2 separate regions of the Homo sapiens genome follow, and region 2 is linked to region 1. The links are chromatin contacts, found by Hi-C or POLR2A ChIA-PET in ENCODE. All regions are on one chromosome and are shown on one strand. Each heading gives the region's core, a stretch centred on a gene start or an enhancer-like site at or near the end of the contact. The rest is flanking DNA. Distances are from core to core; before and after follow the strand shown. Region 1 has its middle 110 kb from the start of RAD51B-AS1. Region 2 has its middle 190 kb from the start of RAD51B-AS1.

Region 1 (5,595 bases), core at 2,372-4,871:
GTTCCATATGAAATTTAAAGTAGTTTTTTTCTAATTTTGTGAAGAAAGTCAATGGTAGCTGGATGGGGATAGCATTGAATCTACAAATTACTATGGGCAGTATGAGGCCCGACATTTCTTTCCAGGTGCCAAAGCCTCTCCTCTGTGCCTTCCCTCAGACTGCTTGTTGTACAGATGCTCCTTGACTTATGATGAGATTACATCCAGATAAATGCAGGGTGAGCTGGAAATACCAGTGAAAATGCACTGGATCCACCTAACCTCCTGAGCATCACAGCTGAGCCTAGCCCACCTTCAGTGTACTCAGAACGCTTCCACAGCCCAGAGCTGGGCAACATCACCTAGCAGCACAGCACACTGTACGGCATTGGCCCTTTACCCTCCCAACCAGCTGGCTGACCGGGAGACATGGCTCACACCACCACCCAGCATCATGGGAGAATGTGGTGCCACTTTCTACTGACCGCCTATCACTTTTGCACCATCATAAAGTCGAAAAATCACAACTAGGGGACCATCTTTACTTTGAATGCCCTCCCCCTATCCCATCTTAAAGGCAGATTACTTAATAAAGAAACCCTGAGAGCCTGGTCAAAGGTAATCTATCCCTTCTCCTAAAAAAAAATCCTACATTACAGTTGCAATTCTACTATATTAATAAAAGTAATTAATGCTTATGAAAAAAACTGAATCTCACAGGAGGGAAGAAAGTGAAAAGCAGGAGCTCCCTCAGCCTCCTGAGCCCCAGCCGCCCTTCTCCAGAGATGACCGCCAAAGCACAGCTGCCACGTCCCCGCCCCGTGTGGAAATGGCCTGTGCACATACAAGGCTATACTGTGCTGAGGCTCCCATCTGTTCCTTGAGATCTCCAAGGGAAAAAGGATTAAAGAGAGGTTAGAACAGAACCTTGGGGAAATGGGGCTGGTTGGATGGGTCTGAGAGAGGAAAATAACTGAAAGGGAAGAAGAGAGTCATGGGCACCCAGGGAGGGGACAGTGGGAGGTGTGGGGCAGGCGTGTGCACCTAGGACGGCAGGGGTTCAAGAAGGGCTACAGCTAAGAACAAAATCAGTGGAGGTGACTGAGGAACAGCTGAGTGGAGCAGCAGGGGTGGAATAAAGCCCACGTGTATAACAATGTCTCTTCCACGCGGGTCACTGTCCCAAACACTTCCCACTCAGTGACTCACTTCATCTTGCCCAGAGTGCCCATTTGCAGATGAGGAAGCAGAGGTGCCGAGCACTAAGTAGTCCAAGGTCACACAGCTACTCAAAGGTAGGACAGGCCTCCTCCAAGGTCACACAGCTACTCAAAGGTAGGATGGACCTCCAACCCTGGGAGACCTGCTGTGTGCTAAGCTCTGAGATCAGGCCAAACCACAGCTGGCCGCAGGGCAAGCAGGAGGCGAAGAGGTGGGGCAGAGTGGCAGGCCTCCCTGACAAGGCTTACACTGAGAGAAACTTCCAGAACATGGAGGAGAGAAAATACACTGAAAGAGGAAATGAGGGGGAACCGGGAGCCCGGGCCCTGTTTTGTCCTGGGATAATGGTAGCCAGCGGGGGTCTCAGGGCAGGCAGGTAGGATGGCTGCTCTGGAGGAAAGCAGTGCTTCATAGGCAGCACCTTTCAAAGTCCCCTTCGAAGCTCCATGCTGGCATTGCGGGCCCTTCCCTTTCCTGTCCCCCACCTCCACTTGCGGGCACCGCCCCCTCCCACACCTTCTCCTTCTGGGCAGATCTTAGGGCCCTTGCTTGACTGGGCCTGGGCTGGAGACGTGGAGGCATCTGCCACACTGAGTCTCTGCTGCAGCCGACGGTGGGGGCACAATGCCCGTGAACCCCATGACCATTTTCTCTCTTCTATTTTCTTTCCTGGACACTCTGACAGTGGGGCAGCCAGCCTCCTTGGAAAGAACATGGGTGGGGAACAGAAACTGGGGTTGTAAGGTATGCCCCACGCACCAGGCTCAGCTCTCTCCAGGCTGATTTGGGAGCTGCCGGTGTGTTTAGGAAACATGCAAATGGGCTGCCAGGTAAAATATAGACCACCCAACACAATCTGGATTTCAGACAAGCAAGGAATCATTTTTCGGTATACATATGGCTCAAATATTTTATAAAACACACTTATACTAAAAAAAGTATTCATTGTTCATCTTAAATTTAAATTTAAATGAGTGTTTTCTATGTTTATTTGCAACATCTGGCACTCTATCCTCAAACACAAACACCCAGCCTGCCTCCCAGGACTTGGTCAAAGAGAAGCTCAGGCTGCTGCTATGCCTTTGATCTGGTGCACCTACGTTACATTCTGTGCTCCAGGAATAAAAGAAATCTCTGAGCTCCCTCAATTCACTGTCTGAGAAGTTAAGAAGTCCCTCCTCTGGATCTCCATGGGTAGTAATGGAGGGGAGGGAGAGAGGAGTTTGGTGATTTGAAAGCAGCTGGACAAAGGACTTGAAACAGAATACTAGGTGCTTCTGGGAGGCCCCTAGAAGCAGAAGTGACTTGACTGTAGACTCTTGAATTTTCAAGGTGAGGCCATGTGTGCAAAGGAAAATTGGTGGTGTCGTCACCAACATGGAGAGTCAAGAGAGCTGAATCTGGCATCAGTGACTGCCAGGAGACCCTTCTGGGCCCTACTGTGTGTCCTACCTCTTTACTCTGCACAGAACCATGGAAGGGGCCAGAGAAGAGGCTACTAAGGGTGGATGGGTAAGGCCAAGCAACTTATCCAGGTCCACACAGTGAGCTAGAAGGAAAGCAAGCCTATGACCCAGCCCCCTGAACCCTTGATATTTCCAGAGAGCTAGGTCTTGGGAAGGTCGAATGACACACCCATTAGCTATCCCTTGAGCATGCTTTCCTCCTTTGTCTTGTCACCTCTCTGTCTGCCACGTGTTGGAAGGCACATGGATCTGGGCAGGGTACCTGAGTCCAGACCACTTTCCCTGAAATTCCCTTCTGGATTTTGGGCTTCACCTTCCTGTGATCTATTCCTTCCAACTTGGTCTCCTTTATATCATTATAAGGGCCCTTTGCCTGTGAGTCAATATATCCTTCAAGGAGAGAGGCTATCCAAAGACATTCAGGACCTGGGGCTCAGGTGTGAAGTGTTGTCTGTTGTCTCTTTGCTTTATACTAATTGCATAGGAAGTCATGTGTGAGGTGGGCCGGCAGATTCTGAAACCTCCATGAAAGCTGCCATGTCATATCATCCATGGCGGGGAAATTACTTTCTTTCTCCTTTTTTTGTTTTTGTTTTTTTGAGATGGAGTTTCCCTCTTGTTGCCCAAGCTGGAGTGCAATGGTGCAATCTCCGTTCACTACAACCTCCACCTCCCGGGTTCAAGCGATTCTCTTGCCTCAGCCTCCCGAGTAGCTGGGATTACAGGTGCATGCCACCACGCCCAGCCAATAGAAAAGGGGTTTCACCATGTTAGCCAGGTTGGTCTCGAACTCCTGACCTCAAGTGATCTGCCCACCTCAGCCTCCCAAAGTGCTGATATTACAGGCATGAGCCACCGCGCCCAGCCATTACGTTCTTTATCTTTGCTTTTCTTTGCTTTCACTTCTGTTAGCAACGAGTTTCAACAGCCATTGCCACATAGTGTTGCATAGGCAGCAACGTGTTCGACAATGTGCTGTTGACAAGCACATACCACAGAATCAGGAAGACCAGTAAGTATTTCAGGAATTTGCCTGATGGAAATGACTCAAGTCTGGGGCCAGCATGAAATCCTATAAAGCAGTAAGGACACCCACCATTCTCCCTGATTTGAACCTACCCTTGAGGACATGTCTGACTCCATTCATTCACTTAATAAGTACTTATTGAGCATGTACACCACGGCAGGTAGGATTCTAAGTGCCGGGGACACAACTTTGAGAAAATAGACCAAGTCCCTGCCTTTAACTGTGTGTGTGTGTGTGTGTGATGAGAGAGGTGATAAACACAAATGTATCTGGTAACAATAAGTGCTATATAGAAAAATAAAGCAGGGGCTGGGCGCGCTGGGAGGCCGTGGTAGGCGGATCATGAGGTCCAGAGTGGGATCCAGGCTCAGTTGTGAGGAAGGTCTGAAGTGAAGGGAGCATGTTGAACCCTGGCTCATGGCTTGTGATTGAGAACACCATGCAGTGACCAGCCTAGGATTCCATTTTTTTTTTTTTTACATAAAATCAGATGAATAATGAGTAAAAGCACATGAATAATTTTACATTTGACTGTGGAAGCATCTAAACTAAAGGAGGGAGAGAGGGTTGTTCTTGGTTATTCCTTTTTGAGGCTGGGCCTTCATCTTCAAAACCTTCATCTTCAAAATGATTAAAATTGTAGACAAGGCCACAGGATGAGAAGGGTCCAGTGGCTTGGCTCTAGTTATCCTAGGGAGGGGCAGTTCCTTGGGTGTCCATGAACTCAGAACGTGCAAACCTAGTATTGCCTCCCAACTCTCTCCCGGACCCATGTGTCTCCTTTTGAGTTACAGTAATAATGGAGAACAACTGGGCCCTCTGTTTTTAGGCTAAAGGTCAAGACCAGAAAAGACTTGGAACCAAACTGGAAATTCTGCTTCCTTCCCCATAACTCCCTGTCAGCTTGTAAGCACCTTCTGTTCATCCAAGTTTTGGAGAAGACATTGGTCTTGTGTTCTGACAGACCCTGGCCTCCCAAGCTTGCTTTCCAGGGAATCTCAGCAAACCACAAACGGAATGCCCCTGTTGGTTCCGCTTTCATCTACCATTTTTTTCCTAAATAAAACACAATGAAATATTTTATCTTGATCTTGAAATACTTGCACACCAGGACCTGCTGTAGAAGATCCCAAGGTAACAGAAAGTTCATCAAAGAGCACAGACTCTGAGTCAAGAGGTGGAGCACCCAAGCTAGGTTCACCTCTGACCCCTTCCTTACTAACATCATGCCCCTGCGTGAGTCCAAACCATTTCTTGCCTCCAGTGCAGCCAAATGACAGAGGTCAGAAGGGTACCACTGATCTGATTGTTAAGAGGCAAAGATGACTCATACCCTAGAAGCTCTAAAGTACCAAGGCCTGGGTCCATCCCTAAGACTGTTTCCCTGCATTCCCCAGGGCTGGCATGCCTGGATGCTTTAGCATCTCCATCTGGAAACAAGACTCATTCCTCACTAAGTGCCATGGAAAGGCTGCAAAGACACTTTCCCTAGAACAAGGGTTTTAAGCTTTATGCATCCTCAACCTTCTAGTGGGGGCTTTACTTCTCATTCCCCAAAGCCTCAAGGTCCTCTGGGTTGGGGGTGGCAGGCAGGTCTGCAATGGTAACAATCCTAATCACGAAAAGGAGGAAGGTGTCCCCTGTGCTTATTTTTCTCCATTTGCCTTCTCCCTTCATGTTCATTCTCTTCCCTTTGGTGCCCTGCTCTGTGACCCCTGGGGCTGAGTGCTAGGAGCTGAATCACCAGCTTCCTTTGCCTCTAGCTTCCTTTTGTGTCCGGCAAATGTGAGGTACAGGCAGGAGGCTGGAGGTCAGGAGGGTGTCTCTTCCCCTGCTCCCTCTTTGCTCTGGTGCTTGGCTATGGCAGGGACTGTGGCCCTTGGGACCACTGCTCTCACCAGG
Region 2 (5,470 bases), core at 187-2,686, 82 kb after region 1:
GTTCATGCCCCCATTCTGTTTGTTCCAACCTCATTTGAAGAGTTGAGAGAGAACTTGTAGTTTCGTGCTTCTAGAACAGAAAAGATTTGGAATTTCAAAGAGAAAAATGCCCATAGGGAGAACTGGGGACATGGAGATGCCCTGTGTTAACTAGGGCAGAAAGTTGTAGTCTGTTGATGGAACTGTCATTTACTCATGCACCTGAACCCTTGAAGTCATTCATGAGGGTGGAAATCAGCTTCTTCCAAGCTCCTGTTAATGTTGATATTTTGACCTCCTCCTATGAATCACGAATGTTCTTAATGGAATTCATTCATTCACTGCATATGGTCCTGCCATGCGCCAGAAGGCAATAGGCCAGGCCACTGGATGGAGAAGACCCCATCCCTGCCTTGCTGCATAAGCAGCTCAGTGAAAAAGCCAGGCAGACATACCAGGAACATCACAGCCATACGGCAAGTGCTCAGACAGAGGTATCAGGCCATGGGAGCACCAAGGAGTCACTGCATCTGGGCCCTGTCAGAGGTGGGGACAGTGGACCCCAGTGTTAAAGGAAGATGGTGACAGGAGACCAGCATTACAGGCAAGTAAGCACAGCATCCACATTGGCCCAGAGGCATGGACACAGGTGGCATATCTGGGGAACACTGCTGCAGAGAGGAGAGGAGGGAATATGGCTACAAGAGGAGAGGAGGCTGCCGGGGCAAGTTGGGGCCAGGCTGGAAAGGGTCTTACATTTGACCCATTTTTTCCGGTGACTTTTTCCTTTTTATAGGAACAACAGCCAAATATTTGTCATAAATCATTTTCCTTCATCCTGTCAGTAGCCCCCTTTTACCGATGAATACACTGAGGTTCAAAAAGGTTAAGTAATTCCAAAGAGGGATGGACACATCACCGTTTGTGCATGTTTGACACACTGTTTGTCAATGACTGAGTGGTTACTGCTGGGGGAAGGCAGGATGGAAGGATGGGACCAAAAGGACAAAGGCGGCTTTAATTGCATCAGTAACATTTCATTTCTTAAGCTGGGTTTCGGTACATGGATGCTCTTTGTGCCTTTTTGTGTGAAATTTTCATAATGACTCTTAAAGCCACTGGACTTGCGTGTTAGGGCAGCATCTTTGCTTGAAAGGAGGCAGTGTCTGAGGCTGAGGGTCCCTTGAGAACACAGGGGCAGCCCTTAATATCCAAATGCTTGATGGGTTTTTCACTGTGGTTAAGAGGTAAGTCACTATTTATTCCACCTAGTCAAGGCCTCAGAGCTGACACTTCTACAGAAAAAGCAGGACAGACAGGTTTGATTCTCCTGGTTCCCTTGAGCAGGAACTGAATGTTTCCCATCTAGGGGCATATGAGCAGAGAGGAAGGGGTCTGAGCCCCACAGTGTGTCGTCAGTTACCACTTCTACGCGCTTGGCAGCCCGTGCTTCGAGTTCCTTTTCAACTGCGTTTCCCTTCAAGTTAACACTGCTTCCTCCGCTAGAGCATCCTGCCCCTCCAGCCTAGCCCTGAGAAGGAGACCCAGCCCCCTGCCTTCCTGGCATGCAGAACTTAAAACAAGAGCTCTCTGCCATCGGACATCCTTACCATTTCCAGCTATTGAGTATAATCAGGTGTGCCAGGATCTGATTTCAAAGCCAAAAGCAAAGGGGCTCGGAGGAATCCTCTCTCGGTTGCGCCAGTGGAAGACAAAGGGGTCTGAACAAACAGGATGCACTGAGAGCTGTAGAGAGCACTCCCCAGCAAGTGGGGTGGGCAGGATGCAGGGTTGGAATAGTTGACCTGTAAGCCTGGGTGTTGGCATGTGAGGCAGTCATGCCCAGGAGAAGCAAGGCAGGGCATGAACAGATGCTGATTCATCTGACAGCCTCTCTGGATGGTTCCTGGTAGACAGTCATGCTCTTCCAGGGCCCAGGGAGTTATATAATCTCTGCCTGAATAGAAGATCCCGACTCTGGCCGTTCACCTTGCAGAGAATGCTGACATTTCTAGAAATCAGAGAAAACCCACTATGCCTTGTAGGGCAGATGAGCAGTACTCAGGAATCTACAAGCGAGTCAGAACTGATGCGCTGTGGAGCTGGAGAAGACCCACTGGTTGCACCCCAATGTCTGGGTCCTGATGGATCCATTTTTTTCTGTCCCTGTTTCTATCTCTTATCACATACTCTGCTTGCTGGGCTTGGGAACCTACATCTAGTAAACTTTCCCGATCATTAACTGGATAAAGAGTTAAAAGTCATTCCAGAGAACACGACCCTTCTTGGGAGGCTATAGTCCGAGGGAAAATTTCAGTATTTCCTTTCTCTTTCTCACTGCCCTCATTTTTATATGGCAGGAATTGGAGATGAAAACAAATGTAACAAACCCGACTTGAAGGCAAACAAAGATCATCAAAGGCAACAAGAATAGGAAGCAGCTTACAGTGGAAAGAAAGTGCCCATCTAGACTGACGCCTCACTGATGGTGAAACTTAGTGGTGCTGCCCCAGTTCACCGTCTTTCAGAGATAGCCTTGTTGGTGTTTTCAACCGGGGGTGCTTGGAGTATTGCCCACAGACACCTCTGACTGTTAGAGTGCCTCGGGGAATGCTCCTGGCATTTTCTGGATGAGGCTGCAAGTACAAATGTCCTCCAGTACACAGGATAGTCACAAAACCGAAGAACTACCCCCACCCTTTTTCTAATAGAGCAGTACTGGTGAAATTGGTCATTTTTTTTTTTTTTTTTTTGAGACGGAATCTCACTCTGTCGCCCAGGCTGGAGTGCAATGGCGTGACCTCAGCTCACTACAACCTCTGCCTCCCAGGTTCAAGGGATTCTCCTGCCTCAGTCTCCTGAGTAGCTGGGATTACAGGCATGTGCCACCATGCCCAGATAATTTTTTTTTGTATTTTTAGTAGAGACAGGGTTTCACCATGTTGGCCAGGCTGGTCTCAAACTCCTGACCTCAACTGATCCGCCTCCCTCGGCCTCCCATAGTGCTGGGATTACAGGCATGAGCCACTGCGTCCAGCCAGAATTGGTCATTTCTGACACTCAGCTGAACCTCGAGCTCCTCCAACCTGGAGCCTTTGAACATGAAACCTATAGAGAGAGTCTCTGAAAAGAATCCAATTCTAAAGGCCACTGTTGGTTCTAGATGAAATAAAAAGCACACAGAAAATGAAAACCCGCCTGACATCTATAGTTCATCAATTGCCTTTAGAGGCAACTCTTATACAAACTCCAAAATTCCCAAGAGAAATTCTAACCTGGCATAAAGCATTGGGAGATTTATGGATATGCTTTCTCCCAGGGCTAGAGTTCTGGGAACCGGAGACTCAGAGGCTGCCTCTCGGCTTCTATAAAATAGGTCTGGGACATACATTAGGTTGTTTTGTCCCCATACAGTGTAAATAGCTGACGCGTGACACTTCAGCAATGGCTAAAAAATAAAATCCGAGCTAATCGTGGGTATATGGAAAGCACAACAAATGTGCAAGTTGCAAATGATTTCTATCTATGTAAAATGGCAACATGATTGGGGCTCTTCTTTAGTATGGCCAGGGTGGAAGCTGAGTATGAGGTCCTTGGGGGAATTCTAACTACATGAAATTGAGTAACTAGGGCTGTTTTTTTCTTGGAGGGAGCAGGGAGAAACCAGCAGATACCATCCAGATTTTTCTTAAAAGGAGAGACTTGATGAATCCATCATTCTACTCATAAGCAAATGCCTTTCACAAAGAATGTGAATTCTAGTGAGATTTTGAGCACAAAGCTGCAATGTCTTTGAGAACTTGATTTATGATTCAAGATGAACTGCAGCTAACTCTGGGGTCATTCGGCCGGGGGGATGGGAAGGGCAGACCCATTAATCAAAAGGTAGCAGGGGACCCCTCCAGGTGAGCCAAATGCACAAAGGGAGGAAGTGAGTCCAGGTGGAGAAAGAGACCCCTCCCCTCATCTCCGGTGTCGCTGGGAGACAGCTCTGCTTCAGGGAAGCTCGGAGGGATGCTAATGTACATTCTCTCAAAGGATCAGAGAGGCTGCAGCTTGTCTGAGAAGAATTTAAATCCTGGCTCTGATCACGAGCTGTATGACATTAAGCAAGCTATCTAAATCTGAATCTTGGGCCCTTCCAAGATGGGGATAATGGTACTTGCCTCAGAGGGTTGTTAGGGAAATAAGCAGGCATTTACTGAGTACTTAATACATGCCAGGCTTGGTATGAGGTCCTGGAGAGACAATGGTAGAAGGGTTGACAGTTTCATGAAATCACTTCTATAGTTCACTAGGCACAGACACTGCCTATCATTTGGTAGCTGCTCAACAAATGTTACTTCCCTTCCCCTTATAATCTGTACCACTAGGCACCTGCTATGTGCAAGCTATTGTGTAGGCCCTTGGACCTGACATCAAGTAGCAATTTGTAACTTCAAAACTGGTTTCACACACAAGAACAAATGTCAGCAGTTTTTGCACTTGCTCGTAGAGAGATAGCAGGAGGGATTTTGAGCTCACAAATCCCTTCAGTTGTAGCAGCCCTTCTTTTATTGATGTTATATCCTGGACTTCTAAGAAAGATCCAACCTATTTATTGCAGGTCATTAATATACCTGACACTGCTCTAGGTGCTTAAGAAAAAAATGAATAAATCAAAGACGGCTGCCCTCCAGGGCTTATATGGTAGCAGAGAAGACACAGAATGAAGGGTAAACATTGTGAGCTATTGATTATTTATTACCTTGTATAGCGATAAGTACTTTGGGAAAATATAAGTAGAGCAGGATGGGGGTAAGCAGAGCGGGTTGCAATTTTAAGTGGGTCAGTCTCATAGAGAAGGTGATATTTTAGCAAAAACTTAAAGGTGAGGGAGTCATCCATTATGTGAGGAAAGGAGGTGAGGGAGTCAGCTATGGTACTCTGGAGAAAAGGGTTCCAGCAAGGGTTCAGAAGTGCAAAGGCTCTAAGGTGAAAGCCTGCCTGTGAGAGGGTTCAGCTAGGAGGCAGTGTGGCTGCAACAGGTGAGCAAGCGAGGAGCTGTGAGAGGCGAAGAAGCAGGTGCCGCTGGAATCGGTGGGGCTTTCTAGGCCTGTGGAAGGACTCCACTTTCACTCTGAGTGAAAAAGCGTTACTTGAGAGTTTTGAGCAGACGAATGGCATGATCTGATTTATGTCTTAAAACTGGAGAGGAGGTCATAGACTCAGGCTTAGGCCTTCCATGAAGGTTGGAAAACCAATCATTTATCTACCCTGTCATCTTCACAGGCCCCCTGGCATGAAGATTAGGCAGATTATTTCTATTCCCATTTTACAAACTGGGGAATTGGGACTCGGGAAGGCTATGGGCATTCTCTGAGGGCCCAGAGCTGGAAGGTGGTAGGCTGGGGACTGAATTCTTGCAGTGCCCCCCCACTTGGACTAAGACGGGTTTCTGGACACTAGGAGCTGTCTGCTCCACAGTGTCCATGGGCTTTCATGCATCCTT

Evidence for each region. A loop is a pair of places that touch in the nucleus more often than their neighbours do. ChIA-PET counts read pairs that join two places held with the same protein, here RNA polymerase II (POLR2A). Pooled maps may share reads with other maps.
Region 2: a map of endothelial cell of umbilical vein shows a loop between it and region 1 (2.4-fold over the local background). The contact joins two enhancer-like sites. A Hi-C loop is called at or near these places in 5 of 168 maps with a recorded cell type or tissue (CD4-positive, alpha-beta T cell, astrocyte of the cerebellum, endothelial cell of hepatic sinusoid and 2 more) and 1 of 50 pooled maps. POLR2A ChIA-PET finds 5 or more read pairs at or near these places in 8 of 52 experiments (CD4-positive, alpha-beta T cell, CD4-positive, alpha-beta memory T cell, OCI-LY7 and 5 more).

Annotation. Positions count from the first base shown.
Region 1 is chr14:68,576,082-68,581,676 of GRCh38, reverse strand. It overlaps a transcript of RAD51B not described here. Among named protein-coding and RNA genes, the nearest start is that of RAD51B-AS1, 110 kb to the left of the region's middle. RefSeq lists an enhancer at 5,104-5,273. Within about 2 kb of position 3,621, at least 16 of the 41 ENCODE cell types and tissues checked have a DNase peak (open chromatin) inside an H3K27ac peak, as active enhancers do.
Region 2 is chr14:68,491,542-68,497,011 of GRCh38, reverse strand. It overlaps a transcript of RAD51B not described here. Among named protein-coding and RNA genes, the nearest start is that of RAD51B-AS1, 190 kb to the left of the region's middle. Within about 2 kb of position 1,436, at least 4 of the 41 ENCODE cell types and tissues checked have a DNase peak (open chromatin) inside an H3K27ac peak, as active enhancers do.